2 separate regions of the Homo sapiens genome follow, and region 2 is linked to region 1. Evidence: chromatin loops called from intact Hi-C (ENCODE). Cell type or tissue: MCF 10A. All regions are shown on one strand. Links, peaks and the distances in the headings refer to the core of each region. The heading gives the core; the rest is flanking DNA. Region 1 overlaps ARRDC3-AS1 (ARRDC3 antisense RNA 1). Region 2 overlaps LOC107986432 (a long non-coding RNA gene).

What was found. Peaks named below come from ENCODE experiments on the same cell type or tissue, not always from the same donor. Only the 100,000 strongest peaks of a DNase experiment are listed, where the experiment ranks them.
Region 2: a loop joins it to region 1, with 8 times the contacts of the local background. A loop is called at or near these places in 19 of 110 quality-filtered maps.

Annotation. Positions count from the first base shown.
Region 1 is chr5:91,414,017-91,423,332 of GRCh38, forward strand. It overlaps ARRDC3-AS1 (ARRDC3 antisense RNA 1), which reads left to right. Exons shown (of 3, transcript NR_027435.1): 2 at 4,693-4,755; 3 at 4,839-6,699. Among named protein-coding and RNA genes, the nearest start is that of ARRDC3, 35 kb to the left of the region's middle. In MCF 10A, for the core only: a CTCF peak has its summit at 5,767 (motif pointing left); a DNase peak (open chromatin) is centred at 5,775.
Region 2 is chr5:91,221,991-91,231,306 of GRCh38, forward strand. All of the region lies in intron 3 of LOC107986432 (a long non-coding RNA gene), which reads right to left. Among named protein-coding and RNA genes, the nearest start is that of LUCAT1, 88 kb to the right of the region's middle. In MCF 10A, for the core only: a CTCF peak has its summit at 4,293 (motif pointing right); a DNase peak (open chromatin) is centred at 4,301.

The DNA.
Region 1 (9,316 bases), core at 2,642-7,641:
AGTTACGTTACTTCTTCAGTGCCTTAGATATATTAATTATACCAATTTATTTGTTCCTCACAGTAACCCTGTGAGGTAGGTTCATTTTTATCTACACTTGACCAGTGAGGAGACTGAGGCACAGAGATGTTATGTAAATGTCCGAGGTCTCACAGCTAGAAAATGACAGAGCCAGGACTCGATGAAACTGATCTGGCTCCGGAGATCCCATACTACATCATCATTCAGCCTCTTAAATGGGGTATCACATTTGAGGAAGACACTTTGGAAAAAAGTCTAACAAACAACAGAAGAACCAGAAGACAGAAGAAATAAAGTGAGCAATGAACTCAAACTGTGGTGTGTGTTCTTTCCCCGCTTGTCCCCTTCTCTTCCTCAGCAGATTTTACCATTGTGGAAAAGTGTTCATTTCATTGACTGACACCCCAGGCGGAAAAGGAAAAGGAAAAGGAAAAAAATCTCAAATTGATTGTTTTAACCTCAAATGATCATAAGAATGTGGAACATTTCTTAGGAAATCAGAGTTTTGTATTATAATTTATACTGAAAAGTTGATGAAAATAAAGCATAGACCTATTTTATCAAGCTCATTTCTCATTCTTTTTGAAGATGTAACGTTTCTTGTAATTTATATTTAACTTACAGAAAAATTTAGATAATGAATGATAAGAGTGAGATAAAGCTTTGTTTCTTTTAAGTTCCCTGCTGGCTGGAAGAGAATAGAGAGCTTGGAAACAGATGCTCACGTATTAGAAATGTGATATATGAAAGAGATGCTATAAAAATCAAGGAAAAGAGCATTATTCTATAAATGATGCCAGGGCAATTCTTCACCCACATGGAAACAAATAAAATTAAATTCTTACCTAACATCATACTAAAAAAATATATTTTAGGTGTATAAAAGACTTCAGTGTGAAAGAACAGCTTTAAAAATTCTAGAAGAAAATTCTTTATGCCCTCAGAATAGTGATTTAGAAAAAAAAAAGACACAAGATATAAAAAACACCATAAAGCAAAAGAAAGCAATCTGCACAGTGAGTACATACATGGGTATTCTTTAATATTACTTCATGTGCATTAAGGACAAGCATTAAGAAGTAAATATATGTGCCATAGATTGAGAGAGATATTTATAGCGCTTATTATTGACTTTCAAAGAAATGATATTGCAAATATATAGAGATACCTACAAAATTAGAAATAAAAGGCCTGGTGTGGTGGCTCATGCCTGTAATCCCAGAACTTTGGGAGGCCGACTGGAGGATCGCTTGCGCCTAGGAGGTTGAGACCAGCCTGGGCAGCACAATGAGACTTCACCTCTATAAAAAATTGAAAAATTAGCTGGGCAGTGGCTTGTGCCTGTGGTCCCAGCTACTCGAAAGGCTTAGGTGGGAGGACCGCTTGAGCCCGGGAAATCAAGGCTGAAGTGAGCTATGATTATGCCACTGCGCTCCAGCCTGCACAACAGAGTGAGACCCTGTCTCCAAAAACAAACAAACAAAAAACTTAATCAACTCAATAGAGAAACAGGTAAAGAGATGAAGAGGCAAAGATGCTTAATCTCCCTGGTAATCAGGAAAAAAGAAATTAAAATCTTTATGCAACATCATTTCATACACATCAGATTGCATGAAATCAGAAAATTTCATAAAAGGATGTGTTGGTGTGGAGGAGAAGAAAGAACTTATACTGCTGGTGAGAGGCTGTACAGGGCGATGATGTGGAATTTAGAGAAAGTGTTGCATGTGCATACAAGAAGATTGGGACAAGACAGTGATGGCAGCATTGTTCATAATACAACTATGGAAAAATATCTAATTGTTAAACAGGGGAATGATTAAGTAAATTTTATGTGATGGAAAATATGAATGAACCATAGTTATATGTGTCAACCTGTGGCTAAATCTCAACGTTATGTTGAGTGAAAAAATGAACATGGGAAAGGCTATATATAAAGTTTTAAAATGTTCCAGACAGTATTGTATATTGCTTATGGATGCTTACATATGTAGCAAAGTCACAACAGCATGTGTGATAATAATGACACACATCAAATTGAGATAGTATTTATCTCTGGGATGGGAAAAAAAATCTGATTAGTGTGTATGTGGAGGTGCCCAGATTATTTTATTTTCTGTTTTATGTTTAAAACTTACGGGAGGTACTTAGATTTTTTTTCTTTTTTTCTTTCTTTCTTTTTTTTTTTTTTGAGAAGGAGTTTTGCTCTTGTCACCCAAGCTAGAATGCAATGGCGCAAACTTGGCTCACTGCAACCTCCACCTCCTGAGTTCAAGTGATTCTCCTGCCCCAGCCTCCCGAGTAGCTGGGATTACAGGCGCCTGCCACCATGCCCAGCTAATTTTTGTATTTTTAGTAGAGACAGAATTTTGCCATGTTAGCCAGGCTGGTCTCGAATTCCTGACCTCAGGTGATCTGTCTGCCTCGGCCTCTCAAAGTGCTGGGATTACAGGCGTGAGCCACTGCTCCTGGCCTGGATATTTCTATTATTCCCTGAATGTTTTGGTGAGCTTGAAATATTTTACATTTAAAACAGAGGGGAAATTTACTATTGTTATTGTTTAAAAACATATGGCAGTAGGCATTTTCCAAAATGATGCATAACAATATAATGAATTTGATTGGATGTTGGATTTTTAGTCATCTTAAAAAAATGATGCCATCTGTTGATTTATTTGCGGTGGAGAAGAATGCCCTATATAAAGAAGTATGTTTTAAAAGTTAATTAATGCAGACAAGGTTTTTTTCCCCAGAAAAATAAAGTATTATTTTACTACAAAGAAAAGTACTGTGATTTACTTAGGTTAAAACTACTTGCAGATAAAATATGCTCTTAGTTTAATAAATTCTTCTTCTTCTTTTTTTTTTTTGAGACAGAGTCTCACACTGTGGCCCAGGCTGGAGTGCAGTGGCATGATCTCGGCTCACTGCAACCCCGCCTCCTGGGTTCAAGCAATTCTCATGCCTCAGCCTCCCGAATAGCTGGGATTACAGGTTCCTGCCACCACCCCGACTAATTTTCATATTTTTAGTAGAGACGGGGGTTTCACTATGTTGGCCAGGCTGGTCCCGAACTCCTGACCTCAGGTGATTCACCCACCTCGGCCTCCCAAAGTGCTGGGATTACAGGCGTGAGCCACTGCGCCTGGCCAGTTTCAATAATTCTTGATAAATACTTGTAGTCTAAGCTAAGTAATGCTTTCCTTCTTCAGAGTTGCAAAGGTACAAATAACCATCTCATACTTTAGTACATGGCTGTTCCTCAGTATTGTTTTCATGTAGCTGCGTGGTTGAATGGGTCATGATAAAAGTAAAAACAAAAGTGAGATCAGAGTTACATAAACAAGATCAGTTTGCTGCCTTCCCCAGGGGTCAAGTCTACCAGATGAAGGTTTAAGTAATAGCCCCTAACCCGCGGAAGATGTTGAAATACTGTTCTTTCTCATTACTGGATTATATCTTTGTTTATGTAGCATTTTTTCAAGATCTATGGACCATTTTGATGTGTTAGACATTTAAGAACTCTGTTTGTTATACAAACCATTAAAACCAAACCAAACCAAAACAAACTAAACCTTTCCTCCAGTGGGAAAATAGGCTTATTTTTAAGGTTTCCTTTTGGTTTTCCTTCTAAAATACTCCTCTCCTTTTTCTCTGTCTGCATCCTAATCTAGGTCCCCATAAGTTTCAGGGTTACATCAGGGTCATTTTGGAAGTTCTCACTTCTTCTAGATTCCTTCTTCCAGCTCCATCCCCCAATTCTAGGCAGCTCTCTACTTAAAGATGTACAGTAGTTGTTCATTGCCAACTGGATGAAATTATTAATCTCAATTTGGACTTTCCATTTCAGGTCAGCTATTCACAGAAACTGGCTTGTGACAAAGTTTTTACTGGTCCACAGTAACATGATAAAGTTAGGGTTGTATAAAGCTAAAATTATTCAAAATTAAAATTCCAATATTATTTTAGCTTTTTGTGATAAAATATTCTTCATAAAATTGAGTTGATAGTTGATGGAAGAATTTTAAAAAAATTTTCCTTGGGAAAAGTGAGTTGGCAACTTTGAGGATTGATTTCTTTCCACTATCCCACCCGTCCCACTTCTCTCCAACACACACACACACACACACACACACTCTCTCTCTCTCTCTCTCTCTCTCTCTCTCTGTCTCTGAAAATGTTTGCTGATCTGGGAAACTTAGTAGAGATTTTGTAAAATTCTTCCTTAACATCCTCATTTATTCCTGTCTGTCTGTCTGTTTTTTCTAATGTCCTCCAGCTACTTCAATACAAATGCTGCACTTCTGGTGACACCCAGATAAAATCTCCTTGCTTTCAGTTACTCTTTAACTAACACCTTGTGCTTCCTCACTCATCTGCTTTAGCACTTATGAGAATATTTGTCAAAATTTCTGGCATTGGTTGTCCCAAGAATTTTTATTTTTCAAATATGTCTTTTCTCTCCAGTTTTAATATCTGTAAAAAGAAGAACTTTTTACATTTTCTTTAATCTTTTACCCTACATAGATTGAAAATACAAAGAAGATTTGGTAAGGACATAGAAACTCTTATAAAATTTTTTTTATCATAGTAGCCCCAAAACATTGTTATATATGGGTATAATGATTTAATATTTATGAATTATAGCAACTCTTCATCATCTATTTCCAGGTTTCTACTTTCCAGGTCCACTGGTGTTTGGTGTACCCATGTGACTAATTTGTCCAAAGAGAGGTGAGTGAAAGTGATGTGTCACTTCCAGATGGAAGCTTTTTGGGCAAGTATGTATTTTCTAGCTCTTTTCTTCTGTGTTATAGAAACTAGGAATATTCCAGTTGGTGACTGACCCCTTAGTTGGGTTCCTAGAGTGAGTTTGATGTGGAGGAGCCCAAAATGACCTGCAGTGAAGTTGGAGTGTGAGCAAGAAATAAACTTTTGTTTTTTAATTTTCTGAGGTTTTGGAAGTTGTAGATTATAACTGCATAACCTATCAATATTGATATGTTTCAATTCTTAATGAAAATTTCTAATATTCTTTTTGATTATTTCTAACTTATTAACTTAAAATGTCAAATATCTATAATTTCAGTATATTCTGTATCCTACATTTAAAAATAAAAAATAGAATGTTGAAAATGAAATCATTTCAATGAGATGACAACTCAAAATCTTATAGTATCATCCAGAAACATGTAGAACAGATTTAAAAATACACAGTACTGAGATTGGCAGGTTGAGAAGAAGACACATATGAAGGGTAACTTCTTTGGAAAGAAGCAGCTATGCACAGTACTTAAGAATGAAATTTCCATGTCCCGTTAATACATCTGAAACAGTTTTACTTTCTATCCCAAACTTTAATGATCCTAGAAAGCTGGTTTGAATCAGTTTTTACAGGGTTGTTTTGGATTTAAAATAACTAAAACTTGAGAGCTGGGAGAAATTTTATTTAACACTTTTTTATCATTCATGGTTTAATGTTTAATGAATAAATTCTTCACTAAGCTTATGTGGTGAGGGTCTGGTGGTGAAAAGTACTTTTTCAACTAGATATATTAGAATGACAACAGCAAAGCAAGAATGTGGTAGGGTCACATAAAGGAGTCGTGATCTGTGGGAAATTATTTTTTATGATTCTCCAAGATGGCTGTACATATAAGCATAAAAGTCAATAAACAAGTGCCTAACCTTTAGCTCTAAATTAACTTTTGAGCGCTTTGAATGCCTGGCACAAAAATATTTAGGGGTTTGGCGCCATCTGGTGGCCAAATATCAACTTTTCAGCTTCTCTTTTATGACTAAGAAGTGAATTACTCTGCACTTTCCAATAAACACTATTAATAAATAAAATTATTTAAAATGTTGATTTCCAGAACTTGAGAAGACAAATCAAAGACAGATTTCTGTTATGTTACCTATTGTTATATGACAGAATTTCAGTCTTGAGTAGGTTCTTTTATACTTGCATTTGATTTATTTATGAAAGCATTATAGACATAAATCTGCTATCTTTTTCTTAATACAAGAGAAGACTCTTTCCCCAAAAGAAATTAGACGTGCTCAATAAAATCTAAATTTATTTTTTCACAATTCTGTAAAAGATTGAGCTAGGGGTGCGTGTGTGTGTGTGAATATCAGAATTTATTTTAAAAATGCAAGAGGGAGAGGGGAAGGAGCTGGTAGTGACATTGTTAATTGTCTGCTTTGCAATAGCAAAGACTTGGAACCAACCCAAATGTCCATCAATGATAGACTGGATTAAGAAAATATGGCACATATACACCATGGAATACTATACAGCCATAAAAAAGGATGAGTTCATGTCTTTTGTAGGGACATGGATGAAGCCGGAAACCATCATTCTGAGAAAACTATCGCAAGGACAGAAAACCAAACACTACATGCTCTCACTCATAGGTGGGAATTGAACAATGAGAACACTTGGACACAGGGTGGGGAACATCACACACCGGGGCCTGTCGTGGGGTGGGGGAAGGTGGGAGGGATAGCATTAGGAGATACACCTAATGTAAATGATGAGTTAATGGGTGCAGCACACCAACATGTGCTGTTGTACACGTGTACACATGTATACATATGTAACAAACCTGCACGTTGTACACATGTACCCTAGAACTTAAAGTATAATAATAATAAAAAAAAATTGTCTGCTTTGTACCCAGGGCTGTTCTAGATGCTTTCAGTGGATGGCCTCAATGAATTTCCGCAACCATCTTTCCAATGGGAAGTGTTGTCCCAGCTTTACTGCTGGACAAGTGTCTAAGAGGTTAAGGACATAAATGCTCAAGTTTTGTGAGAAAGCCGTTTATTTTAACAGAATGATTGCAATTGCTCATATTAAGCTATGACAGAAAAACTGGATTAACACTTTTTTTAGTCTTTTTCTTTTCAGCTTTTCAAGATAAAAGTTTCCTGTGTCTCCTGATTAAAGTGCTTCTGTGATTGTTGCTCTGCATTAAGTTGTATACTTCCTCGTTCTTTCCTTAGAGCTTCTTTTCACAATCCAGGAAGCAACTCGGTGGGGCACAGCATGGGGTAAACAAAATGCCAAGGGAGGGAAGAGTTCATATTGGTGGAATTTTTTAGTTACCTCTCTAGAAACTAGTGGAAACTTCTTTGCTTCTCTTCTTTTTACTGACAATTTAAAAAAATAAATTATTTTATTTTAGATTCTGGGGTACATGTGTCTGTTATATGCGCATGTTTTGTAGTGGTGGGGATTGGGCTTCTAGCGTACCCATTATCCAAATAGTGAGCATTGTACCTGATAGGTAACTTTTTCAATCCTTGCTCCCGTCCTACCCTCCTTCCTTTTGGAGTCCCCAGTGTCTATTCTTTCCATCTTTATGTCCATGTGTACCCATTGTTTAGCTCTCACTTATAAGTCAGAACATGTGGTATTTGGTTTTCTGTTTTCTGAGATCATTCTCTTAGGATAATGGCCTCCAGATCCATCCATGTTGCTGCAAAGGACAAGATTTCATTCTTTATGGCTGCTTTTAAGTCATTTTTTTTTCTTTTGTAGTGACTCACTTTTATCATTGTTAATTAGATTAAGTGGGTCTTTGGTTTAATTCTATTTTTAGGGTAATGTAAACCACAAGATTGCTTGTGTTCTGTGCTACTACACTTTTGTTCACTGCTGTATCTTCAGTGTCCAAGAGAAGCATTATACATATAGGTAGCAGGCACTCAATGGGTTTTAACAGAAAGACACATACACATACACACACACACACACACACACACACACACACACACACACACACACAGAAAGATAAAGAGAGAGCACGCACAAGTCAGTAACGGAAGGAAGCAAAGGAAAGGAGGGAGAAAGGCAGAAGGGGAGAGGAGCTGCTTGGTAAAGGTGCAGTAGGAAGTTTCACCTACAGCACTGGGTATTGTGGAAGTCAAGTGGAGGAAAGTTAACATCTACTGGAGGCTGTTGTGTGCCATTCACTGTTAAGCACTTTATAACTGTAATTTCATTAATCCTAAAACCAACCAAGCGAGCTGGTTATTATTGTTTCCCTTTTCACAGATGAGAAAATTGAGCTCACTGTTGTTAAGTGATTTACAGAAGGTCATACAGCTTACAAGTGGCACAGTCAAGATTTAAATTTTGTCTCTCTTTCTTATGACTTACATTTTAAATGAGTTGTTCATTTATTCATTCAGCAAATATTCATTGAACAATGTAGCACTCTTCCCTGATAATCTCAGAACCTGCAATCCTGTAGGCTAAAGATTCCCCTAAAGTATTCCTATAGGCTAAGTAATCTCCCAAAGTATTTCTTCAGTCAAAACCTCTCCTCTGAACTCCAGATGCATATACCTACATGCCTTTTTGACATTCCCACTAGGGCTTTTGTACATACCTCAAGCTAATATATACCAGTAAAATTTTAGATTATAGACCCAAACTTGTCTTTTCCTCAGTCTCCATTTTCTCTGCAAATTACATGTAACCATCAATCCTTTATAATCAGAAAATTGGGAGTCAGCCTCAACTCTAATTTTTTTAACTCTCTAATTTTATCTTCATGTTCTTAAAGCTTTACATGACCTGCACCTGCTTCTGTCTCTGACCCCATTTCCATTCTGCCTTATATCTGTTGGTCATGCTGGCAGTTTTGAAAGCTAGATCAAGTTCTTTCTCACAAAAGGATTTTGCACTTGCTATCATCTTTTTTAATACTTTCTGTATCTTTCCTCTCAGGTCTCAGCTGAAATGAAACCTCCTCAGAAAAATTTGTTCCTGACAAATTATAACTCAAAAATCAAAAATTTCTAAGGCCTTTGTTATTCTCTTTATCACAGCATTGTACTCATTTTCTTCTTAGTACTTAGAAACGTCTATAATTGTTTTACTTCTTTGTTTACCATTAAATGTCTGTATCCTTTATATACTGTAGGTCCTATGAGTTCATCAAATTTATCTAGTGTTTGTTTTTTGCTGTAAGCCTGTGGCTTGGCACTGGGCTTGGTACATAGAAGGTATTTGAGAAATATTGGTTTAATCAACAAATATTTTTCAGCGGAATGTCTTGAAGCCTATCTGTGTATTCAGAATGCTTGCTTTAAGGCACATAATTATATCCATTTTACAAACAGGAAGGTTTTTGTGTCTATCTCCAGCGTCTAGCAGGAGCTTTTTGCATAGTTGGTGTTCAATGACTATTCTATAAATGAATGATGATCAGAGAGGTTAGGTTGGTCCCCTACAGTATTGAGCTTAGGTTCTTTGGTACTCTGACCCTTTTACCTGCTATAG
Region 2 (9,316 bases), core at 2,222-7,221, 190 kb before region 1:
TCTTTGATGAGAGAAGAGGATATAGGGAAGGTCAAGGGCTAGAATTGTCCCTGTCACTGTATTTATTATACCTTTTGTTGTTTATCTTGCTCCACTGTACTGTATACATTTTCTGTGTGCAGAGACAAAGTGCTTGGGCTTGGTAAATGCTCAGTAAACATTGATTGATTGAATAAACACAATACTTTACTTAGGGCTGAGGTAGAACTTGAGTGATAGCACAATTGGAGGTGATAGGAGGAAATCTAGTCAGGCTGATGGAACTTGGTGCACAGTATGTGTGCTTACGGGCAACAGGTATCAGTGATATCCAAAAAAGAAGTTCTCGACAAGCCATTGGTCAAATGGCAGAAGCCCAAATATGGGAAATCCAGAAGTGGCAGCACGCAAAAGTACATGTACATGGAGAGATAGAATTAGGAAAATCTGTCAGCCAATAGCCAAATCCCGCCATTGGATTGGTGTCAGAGGAGATTACAGTCATTGAGAAGGCATCCACATCAACAAGGCAGAGGCCAGGTTCTAGAATATAAAGTTATCAAGATAGAAATACAGATGTTTTTAGAAGTGGGAGCTTCCAAAACCAGGTTAAACGGAAGCAGTGGTTCGGTTTCATTAAGAAGGAAAGCAATAGTAGCAGTCTGGCAACAGATGTTATTGGTCCATTTTACAGATCAGAAAGCTGAGGCTCAGTGAGAATATGTAAACTTGTCGAAGGCCATACAGCTAATTTAAATTCGTGATTCTGGTTTAAAAATAAAGCCTACCTATGTCGGGTGTGGTGGCTCACACCTGTAATTTCAACACTTTGGGAGACAGAGGTGAGTGGATCACTTGAGATCAGGAGTTCAAGACCAGCCTGGCCAACATGGTGAAACCCCATATCTACTAAAAATACAAAAATTAGCCAGGTGTGGTGGCACACACCTGTAATCCCAGCTACTCAGGAGGCTGAGGCAGGAGAACCGCTTGAACCCGGGAGGCAGAGATTGCAGTGAGCTGAGATCATGCCACTGCACTCCAGCCTGGGCAATAGAGTGAGACTCTGTCTCAAAAAAAGATGTCAAAAAAAAAATAAAATAAAGCCTAGCTAAATCCAAATCCAATTATTCTTCTTTTTCTTACTTTAGCCTGTAACTCTTAAAAATTTAGTTACTGGAACTGGTAAGTCAGACTAGCTTTGTAACTCGATTTTGAATCTTTCAGACATCTTGCAGCACTGGACTAGAACTCCTCAAATTAGCTCTTAATGGTTGCAGAGCTGGGGATGGAGCTGAAACTACAACAATGGTTCTCAACCTTGCCTGCACATTGGAATTATCTCCAGTGTTTAAAAAATGCAGATGCCTAGGTTCCACCACCAGAGATGATAATTTAATTGATCTGAGGTATGGCTCATGCATCAGGACTTTTTTTTTTTTTTTTTTTGAGACGGAATCTCGCTCGGTCGCCAGGCTGGAGTGCAGTGGCGCAATATCAGCTCACTGCAACCTCCGCCTCCCGGGTTCAAGAGATTATCCTGCCTCAGCCTCCTGAGTAGCTGAGCCTACAGGCATGCGCCACCACACCCAGCTAATTTTTGTATTTTTAGTAAAGAAGGCGTTTCACGATGTTGGCCAGGATGGTCTCAAACTCTTGACCTCGTGATCTGCCCACTTCGACCTTTCAAAGTGCTGGGATTTACAGGCGTGTGCTACTGTGCCTGGCCACATCAGGATTTCTTAGGGTCCCCCTAGATGATTCTAATGTGCATCCAAGCTGGAAACTACTGGCTTAGAAGCAGAAGTCAAGAGGCCTCAGCTGTTTGCAGAGGAAACCTATGGTCGCTTGTATATTTCAATGGGATAGGAAAAATACTAGAAGACTCATGGGCTTGCATTTTTTTTTTCTTGAACAAGTGGACCATAGCCGACTCTTTGTTTTTCCAGTTTAACCTTAGAAAATATGCCCAAAGTCAACAGGTATACAATTAACCTTACAAGTCAAATGGTTCCATGTTCTTAGATTCTAAGTGCTAGTTGTGTGTGACCCTAGGCAAGGTTTTAGAACTGAATCTCCCAAATTGCTCATTACTATTCTATGCTTGGCTAAAACTCTTACATCACCCCACAATGGAATGTGACCCAAGTCAAGAAGAAAACAAAAACATTTGTGTTGTTTTCATGATTAGTAATGGGAATGAAGAAGGATTGAGGTATCTCAAAACAACTTGTACTTTTCCCAAACTATTTAAGACCTGATTCATGTAATACTTACTAATCTTGATGCCTACAAATGATACAGTACATGTATAATTTCTGGATGTGTAAATTCTAGACATTTAATTTGCTTGGACCAAATCCTAATCATAGAACTTGTTTATTATTTAAGGTACACACTTAATACAGCAAATACAACAAGTTTCCTATCGCCAGCTTCCATGATCAGAATTCTTGTGCACAGCTCCCTAATAGGAAACAATTAATTATACAATAAATACATGTTTGTTTAGGGTCACTATACATCTTTGTGTGCCTGGAATTGTCCTGGTTTACACCTGTCATTCCAGAATAATTATTAATAGCACCCTCTCTCACTCTCAAAATTGTTTCATTCTTGGTGATAAATTTTCTGGGTACCCTTACACATAGCTCACTCAATCTGCCCTTGCTCTGAAACCACTATAGTGATACATCATGTTTGGAATGTGGTCTATTTCTATTTTGAACACTCCAATAGCTATTCAAGAAAATAAGGCCATTGAAACATTAATCAGTGGATCAACATGTCTTCTTTACATTTTTAAAGAAACATAGAACTGCTTGAACAAATAGGAAACAAATAACAAACTGATAGACATAATCCTAAATATATCGGTAATTACATTTATTCCAGCATAAATGAACTGTAAGTAATTGTATTGTCAATCGATTAACAACGTGATGATAAAACACCATTTCCTCAAGCACAAGGTGATAGTGTGGGTTTCTTGTGGCTGCATAGTTGTCTTTCTCCTTGAACGTGCTCCATCTGGCAATGTCACAAATATCACACAGTCCTCTGAATAATTAGACTACCTAGACAAAGTTTTGAAGCATTATTATCTAGCACTGATCAACCAAAAGTACATACTTGTCCAGCATGGAAACTCCTTGACTCAATCAGCACATCTGACCTGGATGAAATCCAAAAACTGAACAGGTTGTAGGTTTTGCTACCTCTGGCACATAGCCAAAACTTGTGGTATGATTTATCTCAAACTATGAACAGTATATGCAGATAGTGGTTCAAGACTAGCGTGACCAAAATAAGGTTTTGAAAGAGAAGGGGGACACCATAATAATTACACTAGCCCAAAATGGATAATTTGAGACTGTCTTGGGTAAACCAGACTACAGTCACTCTAGTCAAGACAAAAAAGAAAAAAGAAAAAGAAAGCAGGACATTGCATTTTATCTACTTCCAAATCCAAGGATTGCTCTTCTAACCAAATCAGGCTGCATTTAGAGAGATGGGTCACAGTTAACAAAATGATTTCTGTATTTCATGGTGTACTCTCATTTCCTTGTTTTATTTATCTTCCAAGTATGTTCTTTTATAGAAGTATATTTTATGGCAACATCAATGAGCAAGAAAATGTCTTGGGGAAAAGTGTCCAAGATAATAAAGGTTCTGGAGAAAAAGAGTCATTTGAGAAATGGGGTGCATTATTTGTATGAAATCTGACTTCAAACACTGTAAGGAGTGTCATTTTTAAGTAGGAATGGGCACGTGCTGAACTCCACGGAGCAGAGCATAAACAGATAGATGTTTTTAAAATCCAAGGAAGCAAATTTTAATTCCACATAAGGAAGAACTTTAACACTTACTGGCAACAGAATAAGTTGCTGAATAGAATAGAAAATATATCAGTATGGGAAGTATACAAGTAGAAGCTCAGTAGCCATCAGTAGTGTTACAGAGGAATTTTGTTTGTTTGTTTGTTTGTTTGTTTTTGAGACAGGGTCTCACTCTGTCACCCAGGATGGAGTGCAGTGGCACAATCACAGCTCACTGCAGCCTCAGCCTCCCAGGCCCAACCAATCCTCCAATCTCAGCCTTGCAGTTAGCTGGGATGACAGGCGTGCACCACCATGCCTGGCTAATTTTTAAATCTTCTGTAGAGGTGTGTTGGGGTAGGGGGAGGGGTTGGTCTCCCTATGTTCCCCAGGCTGGTCTCCAACCCCTGGGCTCAAGCAATGCTCCTGCCTCAACCACCCAAAGTGCTGAGATTACAGGTGTGAACCACTGCGCCCGGCTTCAGAGGAGTTTTGATGCACCAGGTGGCGCTGGTAATTTAAGGTTCTCTCGTGAAATTGGTCTTTTCACCTGGCCAGCATCTTATTCCTTCTTCTGGTAACAGCATCCCATTGTTCTTTGTTGAACCACCTCTCCCCCATTTCTACAAGGTATGGTAGAGCTAAAATCATCCTCAGCTTCCAGAAATGGGCATCTGATCCTTATATAGACATTCAGTGACTTTTATCTCGTTGGCCAAGAAAGGGCACATGGTCCACGCTCGGAAAATTTGAAGCAGTCCTAAGACTTTTAAGGAAACTATTGGGAAAAAGAAATCGTTTCCTTTACAGGTTGCTGAAAGGGTAAGAGGTAGGCCCAGAACTTCTGGCAACTATCTTGCTAGCAAGTCGGGTAGGGCTTGCCTGAGAATGACACCAATACAGAGGAAACTATAGCCAAGCAGTGGAGAGAGGGAGACTGAGTCCTGGCTCTTTTTTTAGCCCATACATCTAATAATGTCTGAAGCCAGATTAACCTCTGGATTTTTAAGTTCTGTGTGTCAAGACATTCCCTTTCATTTTTAAGCCAGTTTGAGTTCAGTTTTTAAAAATTATTTGAAACAGAAAGAATCCTGAATAATACAGGTCCCTTCCAACAAAATAAAACTTGATTATACTAACATGTACTCTATATATCTAGCTTGGCAGATTTCTAGTTATTTCTAGTAGATTTCTAACATTTCTAGTAATGCTTTGATGGTAGTTAGATGCAGTTACTTGCTGTAAGTAATTGGAAATAATAAAACCTCATTGTTTTAAAAGTGAGTATTTCACATTGATATAGACAATCTTTCCCATTTCATTTGAATTAATGAGATGTTGCTGCACAATATATGCTTGGTTTATCTTATGCTGGTGATCCTCAACCTGGGGCTCCTAGAAGTGGTAATGTTAACGAATGCATTTTACTTAATATTAAAATATTTTAAAGTACGAGGTCCATGGCTGACTTTTAAAAATAAATATTTGTAAAGGGGTTGTTTAAAAAGAATTTTTAAAAAGGAATTCATAACAGTAGTAAAATATTGGGAAATGCCTCAACAAATGCTATGGTAGTTGATATCATGGTTTCTAGCAACTCTAGCTGGAGTTAAGCAGGAAAGGAATTTATTAAAAGGATAGTGAATAATTTGTAAACACATTGGCAGGGCTGGAGAGCCCAATTTCAGGATAAAATCTGAAAGTTTCACACTAAGTTTAGCTTTATTGTTTATAAGGAAGTAATATTAATAGGTGTCTTTGCCATAGTCACAAGAAAAAAGACCCCTGTTCTTGATTTCTTCCATCACTAACCCTTAAAGTCCAGTTCTGAACCTAACTAAGTCTCATGACAATAAACTGTCTTCAAAAGAAGCTGTTAAATGTCTGGCATTGTTAGCCTCATTAGCGATAGACTCTTTTTGCCCCACACCAAGATTCATGAGTAGGAATTCTCAAATAGAGTATAGAATGGGACTTGGTTGCCATACAGTCAAAATGAATCACGAATGTCCACTATAAGCCAAACTTCCGGCAGCTCAACACCAACTTACAAGCTTCTCCCCATGCTTAAAGTTCCAGGAAAAAAAAATGTTCCTACTTAACTTAAAGTAACTATTCTTCCTCATATAAAAGGGACCAGTTGAAGTTTCATCCAGATCAAAATTCAGGCATTCTGGAAGATATCCAATTATTCTGGAATTGTGCCATGGTATTGTCTCAATATTCTGTAAACTATGGACTAATTTGTAAAAGCCACTATTAATAAAGAAATAATAGAACGGAGATACAAGGTAGGAAAAACAGTTAAGATTTATACATATATACATGAAAGAAAATATGGGTAGGTGTTACAGTCTTATTTCTATAATTCGTCTTGGTGCTGTATTTGCACTGATGACTCAACTCCTCTATTATCAATTTCAAGTTTCTTTTCCCCTCAACCAAGGATTTACCTATACCTTGATCCTGAGAAAGCTGTCCCTTGATCATTCTTCCCATACTGGGTTGCTGTGGATTTCCTTTAACTTTTGATGCTGGACATGGCAGTATTAAGAAGCACCCCAGAGGATTGCTGGATTTCTACCAACACCCTTCTTGATCCTATTGCATAATAGCAACACTGTTTCCCCATTATAGCTAGAATCATCATTTCTGTCATATCATAGTCTTCTTTTGACTTTTCATCCTGTGGTTTTAGAATTGGAAACGAAAAAGTGGCAAACTCAGTTTCCAATGCAATTAAGCCAGTGTTTACTTGGTACCCTGTGGAAGCAACCCTCCTTTGGCCTCTAAGACCCCCTAAACCAGCAGAGCCCAGGGGGACTGGAGTGTGATGCAAGCTTCTGTGATTCAGCCACTATGTGATTTTATGAGAGGTGTCATTCCAGTTCTGCCCCTTAATTGCTAAATTCATGCATTCAGGCCATGGAAGCATTGGTACCATAAAATTGTCACAGCTTCAGACCACATACCATATTTCATATGCTAGCACCCCAACTGCACAACGTGTTAACTTCTGGCTGGCATCATAGTTGAATATTTGGTATCCCATCTTATAGTTTTATAAGGCAGACTGCTACCATGTATCATGAGATACATGGTAAAGTCAGTAATCCCATCAACTTTAATCCATTTTCTTATTTTTAACTTTCTCAATTAGAAGTTATACTGTATGGTACTTCTTGATGGAGAATACATTTAATAAGTCTATAAATGGTAAGGCTGACAGAAACATATGGGGAAGAAAAAGCAAATACAGTAGTCCCCCCTTATCCATTGTTTTGCTTTCCAGTTTCAGTTATCTGCAGTCAATAGTGGTCCAAAAATATTAAGTGGAAATTCCAAAAATAGACAACTAATCAGTTTTAAATTACACACCATTCTGAGTAGCATGATGAAATCTTGCACCATCCTGCTCTGTCCTGCCCTGGACATGAATCTGGACATGAATCATCCCTTTGTCTGATATATTCACACTATACATGCTACCTGCTTGATACTGTATAGGAAAAAAACATAGTGTATGTAGTAGTCCTTTCTCATGCTGCTATAAGGACATACATTTTATAAAGAAAAGAGGTTTAATTGACTCACAGTTCCACAGGGCTTGGGAGGGCTCAGGAAATTTACAATCATGTCAGAAGGGAAAGCAAACATGTCCTTCTTCACATGGCAGCAGGAAGGAGAATGAGTGCCTAGCAAAGGGGGAAACCCCTTATAAAACCATCAGATCTTGTGAGAACGAATTCACTGTCATGGGAACAAGATGGGGGAAACCACCCCCATGATTTAACTATCTCCACCTGGTCCCTCCTACAACACATAGGGATTATGGGAACTACATTCAAGATGAGATTTGAGTTTGGACACAGCCAAACCATATTATTCTGCCCCTTGCCCCTCTGAAATCTCATGTCTTCACAATTCAAAACACAATCATGCCCTTCCAACAGTCCCTCAAAGTCTTAACTCATTCCAGCATTAGCCCAAAAGTCCAAGTCCCAAGTCTCATCTGAGACAAGTCCCTTCTACCTGTGAGCCTGTACATTCAAAAGTAAGCTAGTTACTTCCTAGATACAATGAGGGTACAGGCATTGGGTAAATACACCCATTCCAAATGGGAGAAATTGCCCAAAACAAAGGGGCTACAGGCCCCATCCAAGTCCAAAATCCAATAGGGCAATCATTAAACCTTAAAGTTCCAAAATGATCTCCTTTGACTCCATGTCTCACATCCAGGTCACACTGATGCAAGAAGTAGACTCCCATGACCTTGCGCAGCTCTGCCCCTGTGGCCCTGGAGGGTACAGCCCTCCTCCCAGCTGCTTTCATGGGCTGGTGTTGAGTGCCTGCAGCTTTTCCAGGTGCACTCTGCAAACTGTCCTGTTGGCGGATCTACCATTCTGGGATCTGGAGGACAGTGGCCCTCTTCTCACAGCTCCACTAGGCAGTGCCCCAGTGGGGACTCTGTGTGAGGACTCCATCCCCACAATTCCCCTTTCACATTGCCCTAGCAGAGGTTCTCTATGAGGGCCCTGTCCCTGCAGCAAACTTCTGCCTGGACATCCAGGTGTTTCCATACATCCTCTGAAATCTAAGTGGAGGTTCCCAAACCTCAGTTCTTGACTTCTGTGCATCTGCACACTCAACACCATGTGGAAGCTGCCAAGGCTTGGGGCTTGCACCCTCTGAAGCCATGACCTGAGCTGTTCCCTAGCCTCTTTTAGCCACGACTGGAGTGGCTAGAGCACAGGGCACCAAGTCCCTAGTCTGTACACAGCAGGGGGGCACTGGGCCAGGCCCAGAGGGCCATTTTTCCTCCGAAGCCTGCGGGCCTATGATAGGAGGGGCTGCGGTGAAGTTCTCTGACATGCCCTGGAGTCACTTTCCCAGTGTGTTGGCCATTAACGTTCAGCTCCTAATTACTTATGCAAATTTCTGCCCTGGGCTTGAATTTCTCCCTAGAAAATAAGTTTTTCTTTTCTGTTGCATTGTCAGGCTGCAAATTTTCCAAACTTTTATGCTCTGCTTCCTCTTGAATGCTTTGCCACTTAGAAATTTCTTCTGCCAGATATCATAAATCATCTCTCTCAAGTTCACAGTTCCACAGATCTCTAGGGCAGGGGCAAAATGCCTCAGTCTCTTTTCACAGCAAGAGTAACTTTACTCCAGTTCCCAACAAGTTCCCCATCTCCATCTGAGACCACCTTATCCTGGACTTCATTGTCCATATCACTATCAGCATTTTAGTCAAAGACATTCAAAAAGTCTCTAGGAATTTCCAAACTTTCCTACATCTTCCAGTCTTCTTCTGAGCCCTCCAAACTATTCCAACCTCTGCCTGTTACCCAGTTCGAAAGTTGCTTCCACATTTTTGGGTATCTTTGTAGCAGCACCCTACTCTGCAGTACAAATTTACTGTATTAGTTTGTTCTCATGCTGCTATAAGGACATACACAAGACTGGGTAATTTATAAGGAAAATTGATTGACTCACAGTTCCACAGGACTGGGGAGGCC